Linked DNA regions of Homo sapiens: all the other regions are linked to region 6. A link is a loop called in an ENCODE intact Hi-C map of the cell type or tissue named here. Cell type or tissue: Caco-2. All regions are shown on one strand.

The links. Hi-C counts contacts between places; a loop is a spot of excess contacts. Peaks named below come from ENCODE experiments on the same cell type or tissue, not always from the same donor. Only the 100,000 strongest peaks of a DNase experiment are listed, where the experiment ranks them.
Region 1: a loop joins it to region 6, with 3 times the contacts of the local background. A loop is called at or near these places in 77 of 110 quality-filtered maps.
Region 2: a loop joins it to region 6, with 4 times the contacts of the local background. A loop is called at or near these places in 6 of 110 quality-filtered maps.
Region 3: it touches region 6 in a loop (10-fold over the local background); 4 of 110 quality-filtered maps call a loop at or near these places.
Region 4: it touches region 6 in a loop (5-fold over the local background); 4 of 110 quality-filtered maps call a loop at or near these places.
Region 5: it touches region 6 in a loop (3-fold over the local background); 2 of 110 quality-filtered maps call a loop at or near these places.

What each region holds. Positions count from the first base shown.
Region 1 is chr5:124,737,365-124,741,364 of GRCh38, reverse strand. The region is part of intron 2 of ZNF608 (zinc finger protein 608); the gene reads left to right. Among named protein-coding and RNA genes, the nearest start is that of ZNF608, 7.3 kb to the left of the region's middle. RefSeq lists enhancers at 2,110-2,717, 3,326-3,935. In Caco-2, no CTCF peak of the experiment used is centred here; DNase peaks (open chromatin) are centred at 1,904 and 2,214.
Region 2 is chr5:124,579,641-124,583,640 of GRCh38, reverse strand. No RefSeq gene overlaps it. Among named protein-coding and RNA genes, the nearest start is that of LINC01170, 140 kb to the right of the region's middle. In Caco-2, no CTCF peak of the experiment used is centred here; DNase peaks (open chromatin) are centred at 1,870 and 2,420; H3K4me3 peaks cover 217 bases.
Region 3 is chr5:124,994,643-124,998,642 of GRCh38, reverse strand. It overlaps LOC105379158 (a long non-coding RNA gene), which reads left to right and starts at 2,505. Exons shown (of 7, transcript XR_001742529.2): 1 at 2,505-2,674; 2 at 2,877-3,093. RefSeq lists a silencer at 1-40 and an enhancer at 1,406-3,687. In Caco-2, no CTCF peak of the experiment used is centred here; a DNase peak (open chromatin) is centred at 2,472; H3K27me3 peaks cover 132 bases.
Region 4 is chr5:125,010,690-125,014,689 of GRCh38, reverse strand. No RefSeq gene overlaps it. Among named protein-coding and RNA genes, the nearest start is that of ZNF608, 270 kb to the right of the region's middle. RefSeq lists a silencer at 2,407-2,607. In Caco-2, no CTCF peak of the experiment used is centred here; DNase peaks (open chromatin) are centred at 1,769, 2,579 and 3,089.
Region 5 is chr5:124,886,185-124,890,184 of GRCh38, reverse strand. No RefSeq gene overlaps it. Among named protein-coding and RNA genes, the nearest start is that of ZNF608, 140 kb to the right of the region's middle. In Caco-2, a CTCF peak has its summit at 1,852; a DNase peak (open chromatin) is centred at 1,854.
Region 6 is chr5:124,659,312-124,663,311 of GRCh38, reverse strand. All of the region lies in intron 3 of ZNF608 (zinc finger protein 608), which reads left to right. Among named protein-coding and RNA genes, the nearest start is that of ZNF608, 85 kb to the left of the region's middle. RefSeq lists enhancers at 359-876, 2,316-3,009. In Caco-2, no CTCF peak of the experiment used is centred here; DNase peaks (open chromatin) are centred at 11, 881, 1,861 and 2,411.

The DNA of each region.
Region 1 (4,000 bases), 78 kb before region 6:
GACTTGCTGTCACCGGTTAATTTTCATAGCATGCATGCTTAAATGTCTATTTTTGGTCTGTTTATTCTGTTTCTTCACTACACAAAGTCATGTAAAACATGATAAATTGGACCTTATGAAACCTAATTAAATCAATGAGTGTTCTACTCCTTTATGTGGAAACCACAAGTATGTTGTAAAAGTCGCCACTCCCTTAATACGTGAACAAAATCAAAACATGCCATAATTCTAAGATGTTTGAGCTATATTTCTGTAGCCCATTTTGTGGTTAAGCCACCAGTGACATGTCTGAATAAGTAGATTTGATGGGTTGGCTTTTGGTTGTTAAAACCTGCCTCTCCACCTTCCCCTCCTTTCTTGTGAAGCATAATAGCCTTGTATTGAAGCTCTTCTTTATGTATCCTCCTAGCCATCTTACAGTTTTGACTTATCAGATAGGGAGGCATTCAGCTGGGCTTTATAAATAAACAGTTTATATGTAAAGTTGATGGGTTTATTTGATTTCTGGAAAATTCAAAAATATATACAAAAACTCAAAAATCCTAAAAGTGGCTGATACTTAAACAGAAGTGAAAGGCACAAGAGGTCATATAGTTGTGTCTCAATACCTATTCAGGGAAGAGAATTATTTCTGTAATATCATATTGCTTTCATTAAGATGGCCCTGGTCATAAAGGTGGTGTCTACAAATGGACCTGTCCATAAAGGATATCATTCATTTTATTTTATTCTTTTGTAGAGTCCTTTTTATACTTCACCAGGGAATTCTGGCACATTTTCTAAGTGAGTGTGAGCAGTTTAAGAACATATTTTGATTAATGAGTTTTGTGGACATTATGCTTTTTTTTTTTTTCAAATATAGTGTCCCATATGAATTCTGCCTAGAGTGTAGTGTATCTACTGTGAAATAAAAGGGCAGAGGGGTCACTTGCTATAATTAAAGAACAGAGTCCATTGTTGTCGGACAGCAAACTGTTTTGAAAGCTACATAAGAGGTTTAGCTGTTAAAGACGTTGGTAACTAAGGGTGGCGTCCAAATCAGCATTGATCCAGCTCCTTACTTTTCTATAGGCCTCCTCACAGGGTGACAGGGCTTTTTGAGGGAGGGGGCTGCCCTTTCCCCAAGAACACATGGAACTTAGGTATTTGTGTAATCAGACCCATCACTGAATTCTGACTTTGGTGTGTGAAATCCGTTTGCTTTGCTGGAGAGAGAAGGAATATGCATAACTGATCAAGATTGTCCTATAGGAGATAAATAATGTTTTGCAACTTTTAATAACTTTGCAAATAGTCTGTAAAAAACGGTGGGGGGAGGGATTGATAGTCCAAATGTCGTGAGGTTAAGAATGCTCTTCAAGTGAAATTGCTTGGCTGCAAGATGGTTTTAATTAGACTGTTATAAAGACTTATTTTTCCTAAGCAGCATTTTATAGTTAGTAAATGAAATGTATGCCGAAAGTGCTAAGCAGAAATCTCCCTAACCACAGAGGTGTTCAATAACCAGATTCGAACAACATGGAAAGTACCATCTGTTCTTCGTTTTCAGCGTGAAAAAGAGGGATTGAATGGCTGCGATTTGCTCCAGTTTCGACGGTGTCTGTGTGTGCGCGTGTATTCTTTTTTAATTTAAAAAAGTTCACCTGGTACTTCATAGAAACTTGAAATTGCAGTAATATGAGCAACACTGTGAAAACACATGTTCCTGCATTTATTTTAACCAGTTCCACTTTTATTTAAAAGATTTCCAGAAGCCCAGCCATTGAACACTTTATAATGGTTATACAGTTCCTGCAGGCAATCACAATGAGCGGTCAGCTTTTCCAAAGATCTGACTATTTAGTCAGTACTTGAATTATTCTGTCAATTTTCCCCCTGGAGGCAAGGAGGGGAAAAGGCTCTCACGCCAACTCTGGTCAGCGTTTATCAGTTAATCTAATTGTGTGTGATATTGCTGTGGACTGGTGTTTACTATACATAGACCTTGCTCTTGTTCAGAGCTGTAATCTAGGATTGTTGATAATGAGGAAAATATCCTTTTAAGGAAGGGTAACTTTTGAGTCCTTGACTTTTAGACACTAAGAATCTTGGTTCTGGGTTTAGTTAGAGCCCTGGGTAAAACATTATCCGGCCTTTGTTTGAGGTCTTTTATTGAAGCTAATGACTGGGCTTGTGCCTCCCTGAGATAAATGACATTATCTCTGAGTGGCCTGACAGGAAACAGACATGTTAATGGTGAAGCTGCGGGGAGGATCTGCTTGGGTTCTGACAAAAGAGTCGAGAAAGGGACCCCTGGTTGTGGTCATTAACACATAATGCATTCTTGCTCTTCCTAAGAGGCCCTTGATAATTGGAAAGCTATTTTAGCCACAAGCACTTAAATCATAAATCTACTACTCCTAGTTCTTTGCATTCTTAAAAGTAGCAAAGTAATGTGTTTTTTGTTAACAAGTGTGTGATCTGGTTTTTTAACGTGGTGGCAGCTCTAGGCTGCCTGGGTAATGACGTGTGGGAGAGCTGCACGTTGAATTGTTTTTATCAGTTGAGATCCTTCTTTGTCTTTCAGCATTGCTCAGCCATCCCTCTACTTTAATAAAGTGAAAAGTGGGTACAGAGCTGAAAATAAGTCATTTTTATGCTTGAAGATGTCTTGTGGGAGGGGGATAAAATCTGTTTCATAAGATATTGTGCAGTGATTTGAATGTGATGAAACCTGACTTGGAGTGTATGTTTTCAAAAGTCATGAGTATAATTGAGTTTCAATGCAGTTTAAACTCTCTGCTTCTTGAAGGAAGATAATTGCCACATTGAACACACTCTAGAGGTGTAGAAGAGGTGGCAGGATCATGTTATTCTATTCTTTAATATTAAGCACTGGAAGTTTTTCATAGTAATTACTGCAGCACAACATAGTTTTGATTGCCAGCACTCTGAACTTGCCAGCAATCTGAACATCAAGGGTTTTGCTTGAATACAAAACACTTTATTCCTAAATTACTTGTATTACATTCCTGTGTTATATGGAAGTCAGAACTAAGGAAATACTGGGCTATCCTTGTTAGCAACATCTTAGGGAAAATAACCCTTCTTCGCTAGGATTCTTGTTGATAAATGATCATAATACTCTCCTAATGTAGTCATTGAAGATTAAAGGGATGGAGAACAGGTGAGCTCCCTGCCTCAGTGATGACTTAGACTGTCATTAGAGAGTAAGTAATATGTGTATGATATTGGTGCCCTGTAACTGGTATGTCATAGGTGTGTGTATATAAATGTTGTAACTGCATATACAGATGTTGGATTGGGAGTATTTAGTTAGTATGGGTTTTATTCTTTAAAAAATGTTCACTGTTGGTTTTACGTTCCACTCTGTTGCAGAATATATGGACCTCTCCCTCTGTGTCTAATTCTTTCTCCCAACTGCAGTTTCACTAGTGACTACTTGCTCCCTGTCACAAGTTCTTTTTAATTTAAGCTCAAGGTTTTGGCAATGGGAACAAAGCCTTTGCAACTGAATGAAAGGTTGTTAAACTATTCATAGTTGATTGACCAGCAGTTGGGCTGTTTGTAATGTTATTTTGAGAGCTCAAAGGATATGCAACCTCTTGCATATCCAAAGTGAGACTTTGCTCCTAAAGCTGAATTTTGCATATTTGCTAAATTTTTCTTGGAAATACCTTTGGGAATGTAGTAGAAAAGATGATGGGTTTTGCCTTAAGAACTGAAATGATCACAAAGCAAATACTTATATTTTGCTAGGTCTGTGGGCCTTGAACCACAGGGATCCCATCTGGTATTCAGAAGGCTTTTCCCCCCAGTGAAACTAAATGAAAACTTAAAGGTATATATTGTAACTGTAATAAAGAACTCAAAGGAAAAGGTGTTTCGGTTAGAACAAATAGGTTTGAAATGATGAACAAATACTTCTGTGGATTTTTCAAAGCCACTTACTCTTCTTTCTCATTTCCACCCCCCGACCTAGTTTGAATATCATTCACTG
Region 2 (4,000 bases), 80 kb after region 6:
AGAGGCTTCACCTGAATTTACATCACGTGCTTGCTTGTCTCTGTCCCTTTCTTTGCTCCACTTCCTTTCTTACAGATTTCTACTGAGAGGCGGTCCTTAATAAATCACTTTCATAAGGATCCCCATCTCAGGCTCTGCTTCTAGGTAACACAACTTAGAACATGAATCTATGTCTGTGGTTCTCAAACTTTTGCGTGCATCACAATCATTTGGAAGGCTGGTTAAAAACACAGATCTCAGAATTTCTGATTGAGTAGGTCTGGGGTGTGGCCAAAGAATGTGCAAATTCCCAGGTAATGCTGATGTTGCTGGTATGGGTACCACATTTGGAGAATCATTGTCTTGGTGATTGCTGGGTGGTATGATTTCAAGCACTGAGAAGTCTCTTCTGTACTTCATGCCTACGGCAAAACTATTTTGCCAAGTAGCCCTGCCATGGAACCTAAAATTCATGCTTAACTCTCTTTGGTTAGGAGGTTGAAGACTAAAGTATAAATGCAAATGTTATCCAGAAAAGCACAAACATATTATGTTTTATCCCTTACATTGGCTTTAGCATAGTATGGTTTACTTAGCCAATTACCTAGTAGAGCTCCGAGAAAAAAGGCAATTAAGAACAGGAAGGTTTTGATAGGGTAAAAAAAATCAAGAAAGTCCCATCACGGTATATTTCCAACTCATTTTAGTCACAGAATTCTTTCTTCAAACAAAAACTTTAGAGAAAGTCCAATACAGAGACCTAAGTGCATAGACTCTAAAGAAATCATTAAGGCTGACTGGTCTTCTCACTGGCTGTGTTGGCTGGTTCAAGAGGTGCAGGATCTTTAGCTACTTCTGTTTGATCTGGGCCTGTTCCAGGGCTGGTTCCATATGGCAAGCTTATTTTGAGGAAATACACCAACCATATGATTTCACTGGGAAACTAGAGCCCCCATATTGTATTTCAAGATCTGCAGTACTACTGCTGAGAAAACATGCATTATGAAAGAAAACAGGATTTGGCGCCATTGTTTATATAAGTGATGCTTAGTAAAATCCATGTTAGAGGAATACCAATGTCATGGGCCATGTACAAATTTTTTGATGTTTTCCCTTCTGTGTATTTCATGGTCTTGCTTTTTGTTCCATTAAAAAAAGTCTAGGGCATATGAAAATGCTTAAGTAACCACACATTGCGGCCCGTGATGGCTTGGTTTTGATGAATGATGTGGGATTGCGCAGCTCATTGCAAAGTAATGCTTTTAACTTAAATCAAATCAGTTTTAAGTGAATATGTTTTGCACATTTATGCTCCAGAGTTTGAAAAAACTTTCTTCCTAGAAAACAGCACTTCTTCAGACACTCCCACCAGTGGGGGGTTGTGGGGGTCGCCTCTCTGGCTCAGTTAAGGAGAGTGTTTACTTGCTTTGTCTTCAAACTGCTACAAGTTTAGGGCCCACAGGGCTGCTGTCTTCTTAATGAAGCGGTTAATGATGTGTGAATTATAGATCCTGACAACCCCTTTAATAAAAACAACAGGACTGCATCCACAGTATAGTGTGGCTGCTAAGTAATGACAGACTGTCTGCTTAACATAATGCAGTGTCTTTAAGTAAAGCGCCATTCTTGCATGGCGGCATTGAAAATTCCTGGTCAGTGCAGAGAAGAACAAGTGTCCTGAAGAACACGTTGATGCACAGGACACTTCTCTTCCATTCAACTGGGGCTTGGAGTGCAGGAGCCAGAGAGGTTTTAGAGACATAGCAGAATCACGAACAAGCAGCTGTTTAATACTCTTTGCTTTGTCGCCTTTGCTTTCCTGTGAGGTGCCCCTGATAGCAAAGGGCTGTATGATGGATGTTTTAATAGTCTAAAAGTTGCCCTCTTCTCCCCCTCCTCCCCACTGGAGCACAGGAATGCTGGCTTTCCAGTTGATTTCAAAGAACTAATTGTCTGCTCTGAATACCTACTGATGCTTGGATAGGATAATATGCGCGCCTGGACTTAGCCAGACAAGCCGTGCAGAGGCCCAGCTGTGGAGCCAGGCACATTCTGGTTGCTGACCTGGACAGTCAGAATGCATGAAAGCCTGGCTTGTGAGGAGCTGAAACACAAACCCAAACCTAAACAAAGCCTTTTCTCTATTTAATTTGGTGGCCACTTTTAAGAAAAAGTGAATTCACTTTCAATCCCTCTATAGGCACTGAATGTGGATTCACAGGCCAAAGTCCAATCTCTTTATCATTATCCCTGGGATGAGAAAATCCAAGTCTGCCTTGTTTAGGCAGGGGTAGTTTTCCTTTAAACAGTTCAAGGAACTGTTTGTCTAACCCTCACCATTTGAGGTGACAGATAGCAAAGCAAAGCAAAGAGAATGGCATGCATTCACAAGCGCACACAAACCTTTCCGTTTGTTCCCAGAGCTCAGAGACCAGCCCAGCAACGAAATCACTGCACTGCTGAAAGGGCATTGCCATGCAAATGAGGCCCGGGGCACCCTGCTTGGCTTCAGAAAAGCCCTGCCTGCCCCGCTGGGAAAGGCTGCCTGATGGGACAGGGGCTCGCTATGCCTTCTTCTGAGGTTCTCTCAAGCTGGAAAAGCACCTCAAGGGGAAGGGCCAGGATGAGCCCAGGTGAAGCTGAGCTTTGGGGAAGGGGAGGGGAGGAGATTGAGTATCAGGCAAGTCATTGCAGTTAAAGGGTGACCAACTGTCCTGAAGACTGAGGGGAGATTTGGGATCCAGGATTTCTCAAACTGGGACAAGTTGGTCACCCTAGTTAAGAATGATTTGCTACCCCTAACTTTCTCAGCTAGAAGGCAAACAGGAATCATTGTCCATTGTGGAAACGATAAAATCCACCGTGAATCTTGTTAAAAGCTGGACATGGTTGCTCACGCCTGTAATCCCAGCCCTTTGGGAGGCCGAGGCAGAAGGATCACTTAAGGCCAGGAGTTCGAGACCAGACTGGGCAACATAGCAAGACCCTGTCTCTACAAAAATTTTAAGATTAGCTGGGTGTGGTGGTACACATCTGTAGTCCCAGTTACTCGGGAGATTGAGGTGGGAGGATTGCTTGAGCCCAGGAGGTCAAGGCTGCAGTGAGCTGTGTTTGTGCCATTGCACTCCAGCATGGATGACAAAGTAAGACCCTGTCTCAAAAAAAAAAAAAAAAGAAAAAAAAAAAAGCCGGGTGTGGGTGGCTCATGCCTGTAATCCTAATCCTAGCACTTTGGGAGGCTGAGGTGGGTGGATCACCTGAGGTCAGGAGTTCAAGACCAGCCTGGCCAACAGGACGAAACCCCATCTCTACTAAAAAATGCAAAAATTAGCCAGGTGTGGTGGCACACACCTGTAATCCCAGCTAACTGGGAGGCTGAGGCAGGAGAATTGCTTGAACCCAGGAGGTGGAGGTTGCAGTGAGCCGAGATCGAGTCACTGCACTTGAGCCTGGGCAACAGAGCAAGACCCTGTCTCCAAAAAGAAAAAAAAGAATCTCTTTATAATCTGCTATTTCTTTGTCCTCCTTCATTGATTTCCAGATCTTAAACACATCTACTGTAAGTATCAAAATTAACTAGTTAGATTTTCTTTCTATTTTTTAAGTCTCTGAGCTCCTCCCATGGGAAGAAGGCTAAGAAATAAAGTGACTGTCTGTGGGAAACAAAGCACGTAGAGCATTCATTATCATTATTAGTGATCTACTATATGCTGGGTGTTAAGTTATAGCTTTTCTGTTTATTCATTCACTGACCATTGTCAGTGATCATATGAAGTAGGTGATACTTTGCCTGTTGTGCAGGTGATGAAACGAGGAGCTGATAGGTTTAGTATGATTTTCATAAGTTTATACAAGTAGTGGATTTGAAACAAAACTCTTGATTCTCCACCCCCAAGTCCTGTGGTGCTCCTCAGAACATCACATTGTGTCTTAAAGCATTATTGGTGATTGGTGTAAGGAATAGACATTTATTGAGCCAAACATTTTACAGACTTTAAAACAATAATGTCATTCATCAAAT
Region 3 (4,000 bases), 340 kb before region 6:
CACACAATTTTATCAAGTAACTGAGATCAGTATTCAGTATGCAGTTATAGAAAATGGAAGCTCTGGGGGTTCTGTCTCTTGGCTTTGGAGTGCCCTCCCTCTGTCTCTGTACAGAGGAGCTTCTTCTATCTTTCTTCCCCCTTCTTTATTGCCTATTAGACTCCCTGCTCCTTAAAACTACAAAAAAAGAAAACAAGAAAGAAAATGGAAGCTCTGTGTCACCAATTTAGAGTTTAGTGTTTGCCAAGAGAACTGTTCCTTATTGCAATGACAATAAAACCCCAAACCAAAAGGAATCTAGCTGGATGGAGCATAGTTTTGGAAGTTCATCATAATCCTCTGGAGAATTTTTACTAAAATTTTTGTCGAAACCATAAATTTCCAGACCCCACTGCAAGACGTTTTCATTCAACACATTTGGGTTGATACCTGGACATCTGTACTTTACAATTTTGATGATCATCCACTATGGGGACCTGTAAGTTAAGCCACAATCTGCACCTGAAAAATTTTCAAAATTCACCTACTCAAAGACAGAATCTGAAAATGAAGTTTTGTTTGCTTATTTGGGACACATAGTGCTACTCATTTTATTGAATGATAGAATGTTGGTGCTGAAAGATTATCTCGTCAAAAAGAAAATAAACAGATGAAACAACCAAGGCCCAGAAAGTGCCCATTATCCACAGAAAGCCCAATTCTCCTACACTTTCCTCACCACACTGCCTGCATTCCATCTGGACATTACTTGAAGAATGTGTTTGAATATTTTCCACATGTAATGTGTTTTCCTTACTATGTTTCTATTTATCCAATTTCTACCTATTTTCAGAATGTAATCAAAACAGCATCTACAGATACATATACAACAAATACATATACATACACAGCAAATACACATACAAAAGAAAAAAGAAAAAAGGGAGGGAGGGAGGAAGGAAGGGAGGGAGGGAGGAAGGGAGGCCAAAGAAAAGGGAAGGTAAATATGGCAATGACAATTCATCAACTTTGCAGCGATGCAGTTGAAATGGTGCTAAGCCCTTGAGAGTCAGAGCAAAAAGAGACAACTAGACCATAAGCTTCAGTGAAGGTACGTGGCATGATTTCTTTCTGATTATTTTCCTTCTTGTATTAAGCCATGCACTGCTCAGTCAATAATTAATAGCTATGACCTGTAATCCTGAAGCCAAACCACATTAAACTTTTATTCCATATTACTCAGGACCTGCAAATTTCAGGAGGAAATGTAGATGGTAACTAGGATTATGGAGAAAACAAAATGACCTATGGCTGTGAGTATGTACTATCACATTGGTAAGGCATTCCATCACAGTTGAACAAAGATGATTAAAGCTGTCCTAAAAGGAGTTATGCTTACCCTTGTTCTATTTTTTAGATCTAATAGCCAAGCCTGAATATACGGAGTTTCAATGTCTCTGAACCACTGTTAATCAGGTTTCCTTTTAATTTTCTCCTAAGACACTACTTAAAATTCTTCGGTACCTTCGGTTGCTCAGGCTTCATCTTTCCCATTTTTTAGGTATTTTCCCCAAAACAACAGTGGGACATAAAAAGAAAAGAAAAACAATTCAATCCTCCTCTCCTAAAAAGTACAGCTTCCCCAGTTTGTTGTGGTTGTCGTTGCTGCTGTTGTTATGACTGTCCTGTCTTTTGTGTAACTTGAATAGTTCTTGCTTTTAAAAATGTTTATCCAGGGCCCTACATACTTCCCATGGCTCCCTGCTGATAAAGCTTCAGTGTAATTAAAGTATTTATAAGAACACTGAGGAATTCAACTCGCATTATTTAGACACACAAAAGAAAATTCTTCGCATTTCCAAGTCACAATTGTGTAATCAGATGACATAGTGTCAGTTGGTTTAAGAATACCTTTACACTCAGAAAAAAAAAATGTAAAATTGCTATGTTTTCTCTTTCAATTATATGGCATTTGTTGGTGAAATTTACTTTACTGGATTGTACTTCAACTTGTATTGAATGTTTTAAACTATGTAGTCTAAAATAGTCTTGCTGGACTATATTTGTTTGTTTAATTAACCCTGGAAAATGAACGCCAATGGACAGGGGGACGCGAACTCATCACCATTCAATTAGGCCTAAAGGCAAGCTTTTTTTTTTTTTTGCTTTGCCTTTAAATGTCTTGCCCCTTGACACATCCTTATTATGGAAATAAATGTAACATTGAATAAGCTAATGCCATGCTTTTGGAATGATGACATGAAGGGGAAGAATTACAGCACACTGGGAATTTTGGTAGGAATTGATTTACAAAAGAAGTTGCCACATTTGTTTTTATTGTGGTTAAAGCTCTAGTTTGGGAAAAGACAAAAGGGCAAGGAATTGGGGAGTTTCTGGATGAATGTGGATCTAATGAAGACAGACCATTGGTTCCACAGGCCAGGGTAAGATTCCCACAGTTCTGAACAAACAGTTCTCAGCCAATAATTTCTAAGCCTTTGTTTCCCCACTTTGGAATTCTGACTACAGGCATGTTACCAAGCCAACTGGGTTCACTACAAAGACCCAGAGAACGCTTTTTATCACAAAGATCAAGACAACAATTGTGTGCCTACAAGAAAAGAACAACTAAAACCATCCAACAAGCATTAAAAGAACAATTCTAGAGATAGTTGCCTTTGAACTCCAATAATGGGTAACATTCAGTCCCGAGATTTGAATTCCAAGTTAAAAGAATTCATTATCAGTTGCCTTATCTTATAGTTATAAGAGCTGCTGGCAGCAAGTATTTTCAGCAGCATTATTTTTGTCCAATGTAATATTTTACAGTGATGTCAAATCTCATACAATAACCATATTGTAAATTGACTTTATAGACTTCGTTTTGTTTATTATAGAGTTCATCTATGAAACAGAAGAAATCTAAATTTTGCCTTGGCTTCACCCCAAACTACAAAAAGTACTGTTTTACAAGAGCTTATTCTGAAATATCACTTCCTGAACGTAGAAGTATGCTATTTGCACAGATACATTCCATAGACATACACAATGTCCAGCTGAGAAAATAAAGGATAGTCCATCTGGATGTTTCTTTCTTTCTCCTAACTGTGACCTGTGAGTAATTTCAGTTCAACACGGAAAAAAATAAATAAAACTTACATTGTTGTGTAAACATGGCATTTTCTAATGACGTGGGAACAATTTAAACTGAATCTAAGCAGACACAATAATTAAGAATACATATTCTATTTGAAGAATTTGACCACTATTATTTGTGGGGGTTCTACATATTCAAAACCTTACAAATAGCTTCTGGGATTCAGTCTTTCCTTATTATAAAATCCATGGCAAACATTTTTTTGCTTTTGTTTTTATTTTGAAACAGGGTCTCACTCTGTCACCCAGGCTGAAATGCACTGTCTCAATTGTAGCTTACAGCAATCTGGAACTTTTGGGCTCAAGGGATCCTCCTGCCTCAGCCTCCCCACGAGCTGGGACTACAGGCACATGCCACTGAGCACAGCTAATTTTTTTTGGTAGAGACAGGGTTTCATTTTGTTGCCCAGTCTGGTCTCAAACTCCTGGACTCAAGTGATCCTCCCACCTCAGCCTCCAACATATTGGGTGTGAGCCACCACACCCAGCCAAGTATTTATTTTTATGTTTTGAGTGTTCACTCTATTTTTTGTCTGCATAAGAAATGCAAGAGAATCACCTTTTAAGCCAATTATCCCGGTGGTTCATTTTGTGGAAGGATTACATGAGTCTTGCATTTGATAAAAATTCAAAATTGCTACCCCAGACCACAGCACCTTGTTTTATCTAATGAGAGTATCTTACTGCTTTTAGAAAACTTCTCAGAAACACTTTTCTTGCCAAGAAAAAAAAAAGAAGAAAGTTCTTTAATAGAATGAGTGCACTAGATTTTTGTTTTTAACTTAGATTTTAATGATCAATTTTTTCTTATATTCATGCATGCATTCCAATGCTATGCCAGCAACATTTATGCCAGAATCAATAT
Region 4 (4,000 bases), 350 kb before region 6:
ACTGAAACACTAGGTCAGCAATCTCTCTTCCAGCTCTGTCTTTTTCTCCATGCACCCTGGATGGACAGGTAACCTAATTTGCTTCTTACTTACAAGGAAAAATGCAACTGAGTGTCAAGCCTCTCTGTAAAAGCTGGTCTCTGGAGGTCACCCCATGGTGGTGCTTAAAAATGAATTAAAATTGTCTTATTATAGTAAGCAATGTTTCTTAACTCCTCATCTGGAAAACTGTTCCTTGCCCCAAATCTTTTCTCCTCAGCTTAACACTATTTCTTCTGATTCTGTTGTCAGAATACAGTTGGAATACCACTGCCAGCACGTTTGACATATGCTAGGTATTAGCCCTCACCTGCAGATGGCAAAGCTCTTTCCTCATTCAATATGTCACAGCTGCATAAGTAAAACATTGTTATCACTCCCTTATAAAGGCATAAATTGTAAGATAAATTTTTTAAATTGAAAATATTGACCTATACCACTCTGAAAATCTAGGATATAACTGTCAAATTTTTAGAGGCAGTTAATTTCTTACTGATGTATATAGCTGAAGAAATGACATGAAAAAATAGTTAAATAGGATTAGTATAAAATATCCAAAGTATCCATTGTTTGAAAGTTTTCTCAAATTTATGGGGCTGAAGTTCATATGCATTTTATTTGGTTTTGTTCTGCTTTATAGGAATGGATTCATCTATTTTTAGAAGAGTCAGAGATGCGAGGAGAAAACGAAGCACTTGCTATGCTTTTAAAAATATTTGGGTGTATATGTGCTCATAAAGTTGCAAAATAATCAACATAAAATTTGGTTTTTTAAAAATGAGCATCTTTTCTGCAAGTTTCTTTTAAAAAGCAAATAACTTAATATCAAATATTTTTCCCTTAATTTACAATTACTTGAATATCAATATAACTAATTAGAAGCACTTTTTTCTTATTAGAAATATAATTATTTATCACAAAATTGATGTCATTACCCATTTTAGACAAATCTATTCCAACATGGTCTTGTTGTGCTAAAAAGAAAATAAATTCCAGATTTTCTGTTTTCTCTGTCTTCATTTTTCGATGTATTTTTCCTTTCAAGAAATACAGAGCTTCTGTTTATGAGAGATGCCTCATCGTTTTTCAGTTTAATTGCTGTGCTCACTTTTTAAATTTATTTACACATCCAATGTTATGCACATATTTCAGATGTTAAAAACGTTCAGGCCCTTATCCTTTCATCGGTGTCCCTTTCATCAGTTTAAGTGAAAAGTAAAGAAAATGGACCCAAGAACAGAGTTCTGGGGCTGTTTCCACGCCCAGGAGTCATAACTTCCCATCCACAAAACCTCTCAGGAAAGCTTTATTGTACTAGCTTCAGCTCCTGGCTTCGTTTCTCCTCCATCAGACACAGGCTTCAGAGGTGCAGCAAATCTCAAAGCAGCTCTTACCAACCATCTCTCTGGTAATAGTCATAGCCATTGTTTTTAAAAGGCTGAAAGAAAGTAGATGGCTGCCACAAAATGTGCCCTATCTGGTACTCCCCAATCCACGTTATGAAAAGGCCACATGATAGACCCAGCAGCTAGTAGAAAGGGTTGTGAGTTTGTATTTGTATGAAGAAAAAGAAGGAAAGAGAAAAGAACACAAGGGTATATTTCAGACAGGCAAGTATGAGAAAGGACAGCTGGAAACAGCACTTGGCTTTGACATTTGGGTACTGCGCTTCAAAGATTAGGAGGCATGTCCTTGCCTTGGGCACTGTTAACGACCTTATTGGCTGTGAGTTAATATTTGACAAAAGGATTTGAGCCAATATTAGCTGGTTGTCCTGAACGGGAACTCTTCAGCCGCTTCCTGAATACTTAGGGCTAGTTGGGATCAGTCAGACAGGGTTTGCACAAGTTCTGACTGATCAAGTCTTAATCAAACCAGAAGAATGAGAGCAGACTGGTCAAAACAAAAAGAAAACCAGAAAAGGAAATATTTTCCAGTGTAAATAGAAATTTTACTTCTACAAATTGATCAAGAATATTTTCAGATGATATTCTTTGGTGTTTGATAGTATTTCATAAGTTACAACTAGATGACTGGTTTTATTTTTAAATACTTGCCATTGTTTGTTGTGAGACATACATTATTTGCATTGAATTTTGATTTTTTATGGCCCTAATTCAACTTCTATCTCTTCTTTAGCCAGTGATTTCTTAATTAATGGTTGCCAAAAAATGAAGAATCAAATCTGATATGGGCGTACCTGGTCCTGAAACTTTTGTTTTGCACCATTCAATCAGCTGACTAAATTGCCATTAAAAAAAAAATTCTAGTATGCTTCTAAGACACTATAAATAATCATGACAATATCTAATAAAAATAGATGTCATATCAGAAAACCACAGTGGAGTTTAAACTTAGTTTAGCAAAATCAACAACTTCCTCACAAGACTGATGAACTGCAGTTACGTGTTTTTAACAAAAGCATTTCTAGCAACCAGATAAGCAAGTGTCTTCTTGACATAGACGGATGATAGCGCATGTGCCAGAAGCCAGTGGAAAATAGGAGCTGTCATCTAGAAAATGACAGAGCCATTTCGAGTCCCCCTAGATTAGCACTCCATCTTCAGCTGAGCAGATATACTATTAGTTGAAGGTCTATTGCCAGCAAATCAGAAGCAAGAGGGCAGAGCCCTATCTTTCTGAGATGACTGGAATCATCAGAGGCTCAAAGGCAGAGAATGCACATGATGACATCCCATCTTTTTGTAAGAGTTGTGCCATAAGAAGCCAATCAAATAAAAGTTTGATCACATACATCATTAAAAAGTATTAATATTTTCACCATAGAGACTAAACAGTATTCAAAAACAGTGTAAACTAGAGTAAATGTTTTTCATACCCTGTGTCATTCAAAACTGTCTTGCAGATAGGTACCTGATTATAACATTACAGGCTTTGCTACTTAGCTTTATGTAAATAACTGAGCGTGAGGATATTCATCTTCTCAGCCTCATGTCACTAAATAAACATTGTTGGACTGACCAGCGTCTAGAGAGGTAACTCTGAAGTTAAAAGGAAGGTCCAAAGTGCACTAAATTTAGCAAAACAGGTTTTCAGTGCAGCTGGTTCTGTCTTCAGCAAAGGCTTTTCCAACTTGTCCTGGAGCCCTCTGGGGACCACCTCTTTGTGTCTGTACTTAATGGCTAAGGATAATATGTTTCTCCCAAGTGGTCCTCTAGCAAAGATGGAGCATTGCTATTCTGTTAATGGCTAGATACTGTGTGGCACACTACTTATAACGCTGGTCTAGTGCCTGCTAGGCAGAGTGCTGCCTCGTGGTCAGCTACTAGGACGTAGCTGATTTCCAAGGATCAACTCAGGCACCATCAAGGAGGTCAACTCAGAACCATGTGGTCATGAAGACGGCCTCCACATCTGAAAGTGAAAGTTTCCACTGGACACTAATGGGCATACCAACAGTTGTGCTGCAAAACAAAACAAAACAAAAAACTACCTTATACACATTTTGTCTTAATGGCCTGGGTTAGTAAAAATGAAAGAAATACGTTTAAGTGTTCAGAAGCTAAAAATAACAAAGAAGCCAATCTCCCAGGGAAGAAATGACTGCCTTCCACTTCTGGGTAGTTAACAAAGGCATTTTAATTCTAACTTGGAGTTACATGAGGTGATAGTCTGTGTATAATTTAGGACCCTCTGGAGCTACATGAGGTGCCAGTTGTGTATAATTTAGAACTCTCTGGAATCTCCTTACTCCTATCAGGCCAAGAAATGCTACACAGATATTTCTAATTAATATTATAAGCCAAATAAAATCCAATTACATTGATGAAGCAACTTTAGAAAGAAGTATTCTTCTGACTACGTATTTTGCCTGTAATGACATTATTTATCTACAATGTAATGGATAAACAAGAAAATCCCCATTTTTGCAGCATTATCATTTGATTTCAGGTCTGTCAGTTTATATCACACAAAAGCCTCCTTTCCCCCTCTCTCTCCC
Region 5 (4,000 bases), 230 kb before region 6:
TTAGAAAATGTACATTCAAATGATGTCAGTCCATACCTCACTTGGTCAAGCTCCTGTTTACAACATATCAAGTACTGGATGCGTTTAATACTGACTGTATCAGTACTTTCCATCTTTCAGTATAAATTTATTCCACTGAGTCCAGGAAAAACGATATAAATTTTCATTAAAGAAAACACCATATTATGACAGCAGTAAATGAATCATCTGCAATCTCTTTTAAAAGGTTTGATTTATTTCCTGCACTTGGGAGGCACTACGTTGTAAAAATATTTTCACTAACAAGTATGAAATATTGCAATATATATTTTTATACATACTGTATTTGGCTATGTAATACATTTCATTTTTGTATCTGCACACACGTGCATATCGATGGTGGGCCCTCCAGATAATTTCTTGGTTACATTTACTTTTTTTCATGAAAAAAAGGAAAACAAGTTGGCCAAGCAGCCTAGGCAAGCATCAAATTCATCATAGCTGAAGATAATATTTTCCTGAAGTGATTCATTCTCACATCTTCCTGCAGGAGTTTTCTCCACCCAGTGACATAGTGAAATGTCACTGAAGTGAAGGCTATTTTGCTTAGCCTTGACCAAACATAGAAGCTGACTGTGGATATGCAGTTATTTTTCCTCTTGGAAGACATGTTTTTTTATGCATGTGTAAGTAGAGTTAAGCTGAATCTAGAGAGCTGCTGCATGATAAGAGCTTGGTTTGAAAACATGTTGTGCAGCTGAATGACTTGAATAACAAAATCCCCGGCAGAGTGTTTCTGAGCTAACTGCATTTGCACTCTGCAAGGAGATCAATGCTTCCCCTCATTGATTTTCCTCAGTTGCAGAGCCAGGATTATGCACATTGTGAAGCTGTATTCCCAGATTCATCCCATCTGATTTTCTAGTCAGCACTAAAAAGGCATAGAGCTCAACTGTAAACTGAAGGTTATAAAAGTATAACTGTATCAAATTTGTACTTTCACTAAGGCTGCATGTTAAACAGAAGCACAATAATGTATTCCTAGTGCGATGGAAGGGCTGCATGGGACAAGACAGATTCTGTTTGTGCGCAGCTTCTAAATAAATGGCAGAGATGCCAAAGATAAATCTGAGATGCCTTGCATACGTTTGTGTAACTCCCAAGATATTTTCAAATGTGCTAGGGCTTCCTTTCTGGCGGACTTGAAATGCAAAGTAAGCATGTAAAGAAACGATTTCCTTCCTAAATTCAGGAATTGACTGTCATCTTTCTGAATTTGAAATTGCCCTAGAATTTATCACTGGAGAAGGTTAGTGGTTGGAAGGCTGTAAAAATCAAGGATCTAAAAAAAACATCAAGGATCCATTTCACTGTAAACAACTGGCAGCACTAAAAGTTGGTGAGTTTACTCTGCAGTTAACACAAAGTCTTGTCTTCCATAAAGTTGTGGAACATGTTATAATTCAGCTTAGCACTAACAGCCAATAGCAAAATGAAAGCACCCCCCAAAAAAGGTGACTTCAGCTCTTCCAAAATTTTCACCTTTATTATTTTTATATATCAAATAAGTATGCTGCTGTTAGTGAAGGATAAGAGGGGAAAGCTGACTCCTATATTAAATTTTCTCTTCCTCATTGCACTTTGAGGATAGAGAAGGTGTCACATTACAATGAGGATTTCAAATTTGCTTTTGAGAAAATTGTGTAAAATAAGCCATTTCCTACTAAGACTAGATAAATGATTACACAGCTGCTTGCCTTTCAAAGAGAATTTGCTCAGAATCTGGGCTTGCCACGGTGCTCACTTCATTATTAAAGAGTGCTGTCATATCTCACTCCCTGTGTCTGCTGGGGGCCGGGGCGCTCTCCCACACACCCACCCCTAGAGGCTGCTTTCGCTATAGAAACAAAGTCTGGAGACCAATGAAAGACAGACGTTTGGGCAGATCCATATCCAGGGTTAAGAATTTCCACTTCCTAGGCTTAACGTGTAAATTGAGCTGGTAGATCTACCCTAGTAGCTAAGAAATATAAACATGTTTCTAAGTTACCTAATCAGTGGACATTTTCCTGGTAAAAGATTAACCAAGCTGTGATCAGTTTCTCAGCAACTGAAGGTAAAAAGCAGATTCTGTATTCTAAATGTCAACACTTACCCCAAAGATTTTCTTCTTTCTTTAAATCATTCACATAGATTTTTTTTAAATCAAATGAATATTATTTCCCACTGTAAACTTAAATGAGACCAACCCACCCTTATAACCAACAAACATACCTTGGTCTGCTTTTATTTTTCTAGTCTGCCGTAAGCAAAATCGGCATTTATTTGCAGGCATTGGCAACTAAATGCATTTTTCCAGTTATTATTGTCATTCTTATCTACAAATGTCAGTGATATTTTCAATTAACTGTGATGTAGCATGAATTACACTAATATTTAAGTGATGGTCTTCTAAAGAGCATTAATTTTTTAATAAAAGTAACATATCTCTCTCATCCAGTAATTTTGAAATACTTGAAACTCAAGTTGGAATTGATTTTCTTGACTGTAAAGGAATGTTCCTAACCAGAGTACTTTCCTCTTGGAGTGTTCTCTTTAATGAAGTCTTACTTCTGAGAAAGTTGAGTTTTTATGAGTTGGTGCCCTTGCTTCAGTGATAGTAGTCTAAATAAATATTGTGAAGAAATTTGATAATGGGTAAGTAGCAGGAGACACCATTGTTTAACCTCCAAACTATGCTAGTAAGTAGGGTGATAGACTTGCCATGCTGAATAATGGAGCTGTTATTCTAGCCCAGTAGGATTGTTTCCAAAGGCCTGCAACAAGGATCTGCCAGGCCCTGGCTGTGTGTTGCCCTTGAGTGTGCTCGTAGTCTCCAGTATCAAGTAACGGCACATTTATCAAAGGAAATCACAATTTGGAAGAAAACCACATTTTCTACTCTTTCAAATAAGAAACATCCCTGTATGCTACTTTCATTTTTACTTGTTTTACCTAGGTGGAACAGAAGACTAATCTGGAAAAATAATTGTTAATAAAAAAACTACAACATTGAGAGAATTTCATTCCCTTGAAATATATACTTTTAAGGGGCCATTTTAATACTGCATGAAAAAAAGTATATTTTCTTTATAAACCCTGAACATGCTAATATATTATTATACACAGCATAAAGTTAAGGGTGTTTGAACAGTGAAAATAGAAAGCATTCATAGCTATTCAACCCTGAATACTTAGGACATTTCATTTCTTTTTACAGCAACCATATTCTGTCAATAAAAGATCAAATGCTTTTGGTTACTGGACTGAAAAAAATCAAATCCTCCAAACTTTTAGCACTTGACGTTCCCGGAGTATTTGCTCTCAGCTATAGCTCATTAAATGAGCTGATCCACCACTGAGTCTATAAATTGAAACAAAAGCAAAGAGCTCTTTTTTTTTTCTTTTTTCAAAGTAGATGGCACCAAACTGAAATGCACTTAAGTCTGGGCTTTTTATAAGTTCTTCTTACACATAGTGGGTATTCTGCAGAATAAATACATGTCATTAATCCAGCCATTTTTCAATACCAATCTGGTTGGGACGTCTCTGGGTTGGAGTGGTGGAACCATGATTATTAACTGGTAACTGGATGAGACTGAGGGGAGACCATGCAAATGACAAATGAAGTTTGACAAATTGGGTATTTGGTAATCACATGACCACTACATTTAATTACAAGCTTCTACTGGATTTTATGTCATTTCACACAAAAATATATTGTTAGTCACTATTCTAGGCACTTTATAGAGTATGTAAACAACCCTATGAAATGGATATCATGATATATACTCATATTAAAGGTGATGAACTGGGTCACAAAGCTTACAGAGCTAATAAGGAACAGAGTTAGGACTTGAACTCAGGGAATATTAGCCTAGAGTTAATCCCCTTAACCACTCTATTACTCTACCTCTTGTGTCTTTCTTAGGGATGCCAAATGAGGAGCTTTAGAGTCCAAGGAAATTGAAATAGATTGACC
Region 6 (4,000 bases):
CCTGTCTCCCCTGAGAGGCCTGTTTGGGTAAGAAGAGATAATGGGCTGCCTGTTTTCTCTTTCAAAGAAAACCGGAAAGCCTTTGGACCAATAATTCTGCCACCCCTTTAGAGTGCTGAATTTCTTCAAAGGAAGCCTGAATGGAATGCTGTACTCTTCACCCTGAGGCTATCCAGTCTGTTGCTGGCTGCTCACAAATAGAGCTACTAGTTTCCACTGAAAAAGATCTTTAGTTATTTTAAGCAAAGGACATCAGAAGGAAATAATAGGTTTCTACCTCATTCTTCCATCAGGCATTTTCCTGCCCTATATACTAATCCCCACAGATATTTGCCATGAAAAAATTTATTTATTGTTCCAGGTGGCAACCCCCAAGTGTTAGCATTGTCCAGCCAAACATTCTGTTTGCATTGGTATTAGATTTACTGGTTCAGGGACTGTGGCGAGTACAAATCAGATTTTTGTCCAGAAGTGTGTGTGTCTGTGTGTGTGTGTGTGTCTGTGTGTCTGTAACTCTTGAGAGAATTACAAGGCAACCTGGGAGGATGCTGAAATATTTGGTCAGGTTTTCTTTCAGTGAAGAGAGGTGTATAAAACACACGCTGATGATGAGCAGCAATTAACAGTGCATTACTTTCTGGAAAAGGCTTGAAGTCGGCTGCCCTGCAGGTCAGAGTCAATAAAGACTGAGTTACTAACAATAGCCTTTCTCTTGCTAAAGCCTTGGACTTAACCCTAACTTCATGAGACCAGAGAATAAGAGAATAATGCGAACAATAGGAGTCTTGGAGGTTGACTTGGGCCTAATGCACAGAGGCAGTAAAAGCTGTCAGAGAGTGTGATTGATTGGCTCACACGCCTTAGTCCCCAGTGCGAAGCACTAATGTTCCTGCCTCTTCTGAGAGGGCTGATGTGCCACCTGGGGTCAGAACTTATCAGCCTGTGGGGCTAATGTTTCAGATGAGGCCAAAGTGCAGTCAATAATTTATACGGAAATTTGTGCTCAGATTCGCAAGGAAAGCAGGTTTTGACTTGAATTCCTCAGTCATCCAAGAAAGAAGTCAGAGCCAACTTCAGATCTTCCTGCTAACATCGCTGCTGTGTATATTAATACTTAAGACAAACGTCAATTGAAGAAGACAATTTAAGTCATCATGAAGTATTTATTTAGCAGTTAACATTTGGAGCCAAATTTCAGGAGTTTCAGAATTGATCAGTGAAATGGGGAAAGGAAACAGCAGCAATTTTGAATTCATGAAAAAACAAAATCACCTCTAGAATGTAATAACCAGGTCAGGTTAAATCAGAGTGACTTCGGAAACTATTAAGTGTCCATGGGGAGGGTTGGTTTACAGGCCCTGAAATTGAGGTTCATGATACTATGATACTAACAACATGGAGAGAAATGTTAGGTGATATCAAGGACTAGAAGAGATACAAATATCGGAGAGGAATTAGATTTCAGTTAGATGCCTTGAACACTTCATCCTGTTTGCAGAGAAAGGTTAGCTGGCTGTGTGTGACTGTGTGTATACAGACGATCTCAGTGTCTGTGTAAACACACGTATTTACACACAGAGTATATAGAAATAGACAGTAAAGCAGTGACACCGAGCAGGCTGGTCAATCAATAACCAGCTAAGTTTTGTTCTGCTCCAGCAAAATGACGACTTTGCTCCAGTAAGTGCTAACAAAGGCCCTTTTACCTTCCCTGTGCTGGAGGAGAGCACTATTAGTCACACTTCATTAGGCTTGTTTACAGAAAAGAGCTGGTCTCTAAGCACGTTATTGAAATACTTGTAACTCTGTGGGGCTTTTTTTTTTTTTTCTTCCCTGAAAGATAAGAACTTTGGAATGTGGAATGGGGGAGGGTGGGAAGGCAGCCTCTGAGTGCTGTCAAGAAAACTGGTGGGTCCAGATGGGAATTGGAAAGATGAGTTCATGTTTAACCTGCTCTGTCCATCTGCATCCCCAGAGCCTTGCTGCAGAGTCTCATTTCTGTTGTCACGGTACTGGGGAGCTTTAATTTTGGCTTTTGTAATTTAGACAAATGTCAGGCATTCAGTTAGCTGTTCCTGAAAACATGAAATGAGGTTTTCTTACCCTGAAATAGTCCAGAGATGAGGCTTCAGTGATTTAGAACTGCATTTCTCAGTTGCCTTTACTATTGAGTAGTCAGAGGAAATGTTTGCTTTAAACAATGGATGGGTTAGGAAAGATAAATTTTATATCATTTGAAATTGGTGGTGGGTATAGAAATAATAAAAGAAGTCCCTCAGGTTGGAATTTGCAGCCCTTAAGATTCTAAAAGAAAGATAGGCCACATTTATAGTAAGCCTGGTCACCAGCAATGTGGGATAATTAGTGTAGATGCGCATAACTGAGTTTGCTTCACCTGGGAGGAATGCGGGAGGGCTTGCTGCCAGCTGCATTTCTGAGTGTGGAATTCATAGCATTTTGGCATCTCCTTCCATTCTTCAGCTTATGACCTGGGTGAGTTACAGGAGAGTTTAAAAGATGAGGACGCCGTAGTACATATGCTGAGTGGCTTCTTTATGCCAGTGCTCATGTTAAATACTTTACATAAATCACATCTTATTTAATATCCATATTACTCCCATTTTATAGATGAGGAAACTGAGGCTCAGGTAGGTTTAGGTTAGCTCAAGATGAAGCGGCTACAAAGCTGGTTGTGAACAGGTGAGTCTGCCTCTGTCTCCAGAGACATGCTTTCAGGTGCTTAGGGTGCTCCATTTGATGGCCACTGTTTATTCTTTCTTCCTTCCTACTCCTCAGAAATGACTGCAGAGTTCATCCTTTCAGCTTTCCCTATTGCATTCTGAACCTGAGCCACATGCTGTGGCTTCTCTACCAGAATGTGGGAACTACTTCCCACACTGCCTGCAGGGCATGGCCACCTCCAGGAAGAACAGGGAGGTTCACCAACAACTTAAGCCTCATTCACCCTGCCGCCAAAGGTGAAACTGAGTCTGGTTTCTCTGACATTCATATTCCTTGTTTCCTTTCTAGATTTGCAAAGATGGTGGCTTTTTGGTGACACACAAAATGTACCCCTTTGTGTGCCATATACATGCAGATCTCTCCCATTCTCTCTCTCACACACACACACACACACACAGAGTTAAGAGAGGCAGTTCTTCTGTTTTCGGCTGCTGTTGTAAATTGCTATTTTAAATTTCAGTGAATGGAATAATAGCAGAGTGATCATTTCCAGTAAATGTTGTTGGCCTTTGTAAAGAATAGCTTGTTCAGAGGTTTTATGATTTACAGAGGACACAGCTGGTGGCCAGCAGAGCGGTAGGAATGTATGCTCTCCTGGGCCCGGTATAGCTAGAGATGAAAAGGGCCCAGAGCTGGCACAAAAGCAAATAAGCGCTCTGACTTTAAATAAAGCATCATAATTTATAGGAAGCCTGGCTCTTCAATCCCAGTGAGACACATGGATCAGTAGCAGCTTTTTGATGTGGAGCATAATTGTCAATTGGTTCCCACTGTCTCCTTACAGCTCAAGGACTGGGGATGGTAAGAAATTACTTTAAGATACAGTCCTATAATCTGTAGTTGTATTACACATATTTTGACAAGCAATTCAATGGCATTTAAACCTGGAACTCTGCTAATCACCCATGACCTACTGATCTACAAGAGGTGGTGGGTTTGTGAGGAAAACTAGGTGATGAGAGGAGTTAGGAAGACAATAGCTCCTATTTCCTTTTCCTTGCCTATCCCTCCCCACAAGGCATGAGATTTTTCATTCTTACATTTTATTTCCTTTGCATCTTTCAGTTTCATTCATCTTGGTAATTACTTTGCCTTCCTGCCTGCTCCTCCTTCCTTTGCTCCTGCCACTGGGGAAGAATTGGGCAAGAAACAGACTATGCTGCCAGATACAGAAAATACGGAAGTGGCAGATAGCTGTTAATGACTTCTCAAATTCAGAGCATTTTACACCCTTCTACGCCCTTTTAGTCCTAGAGTA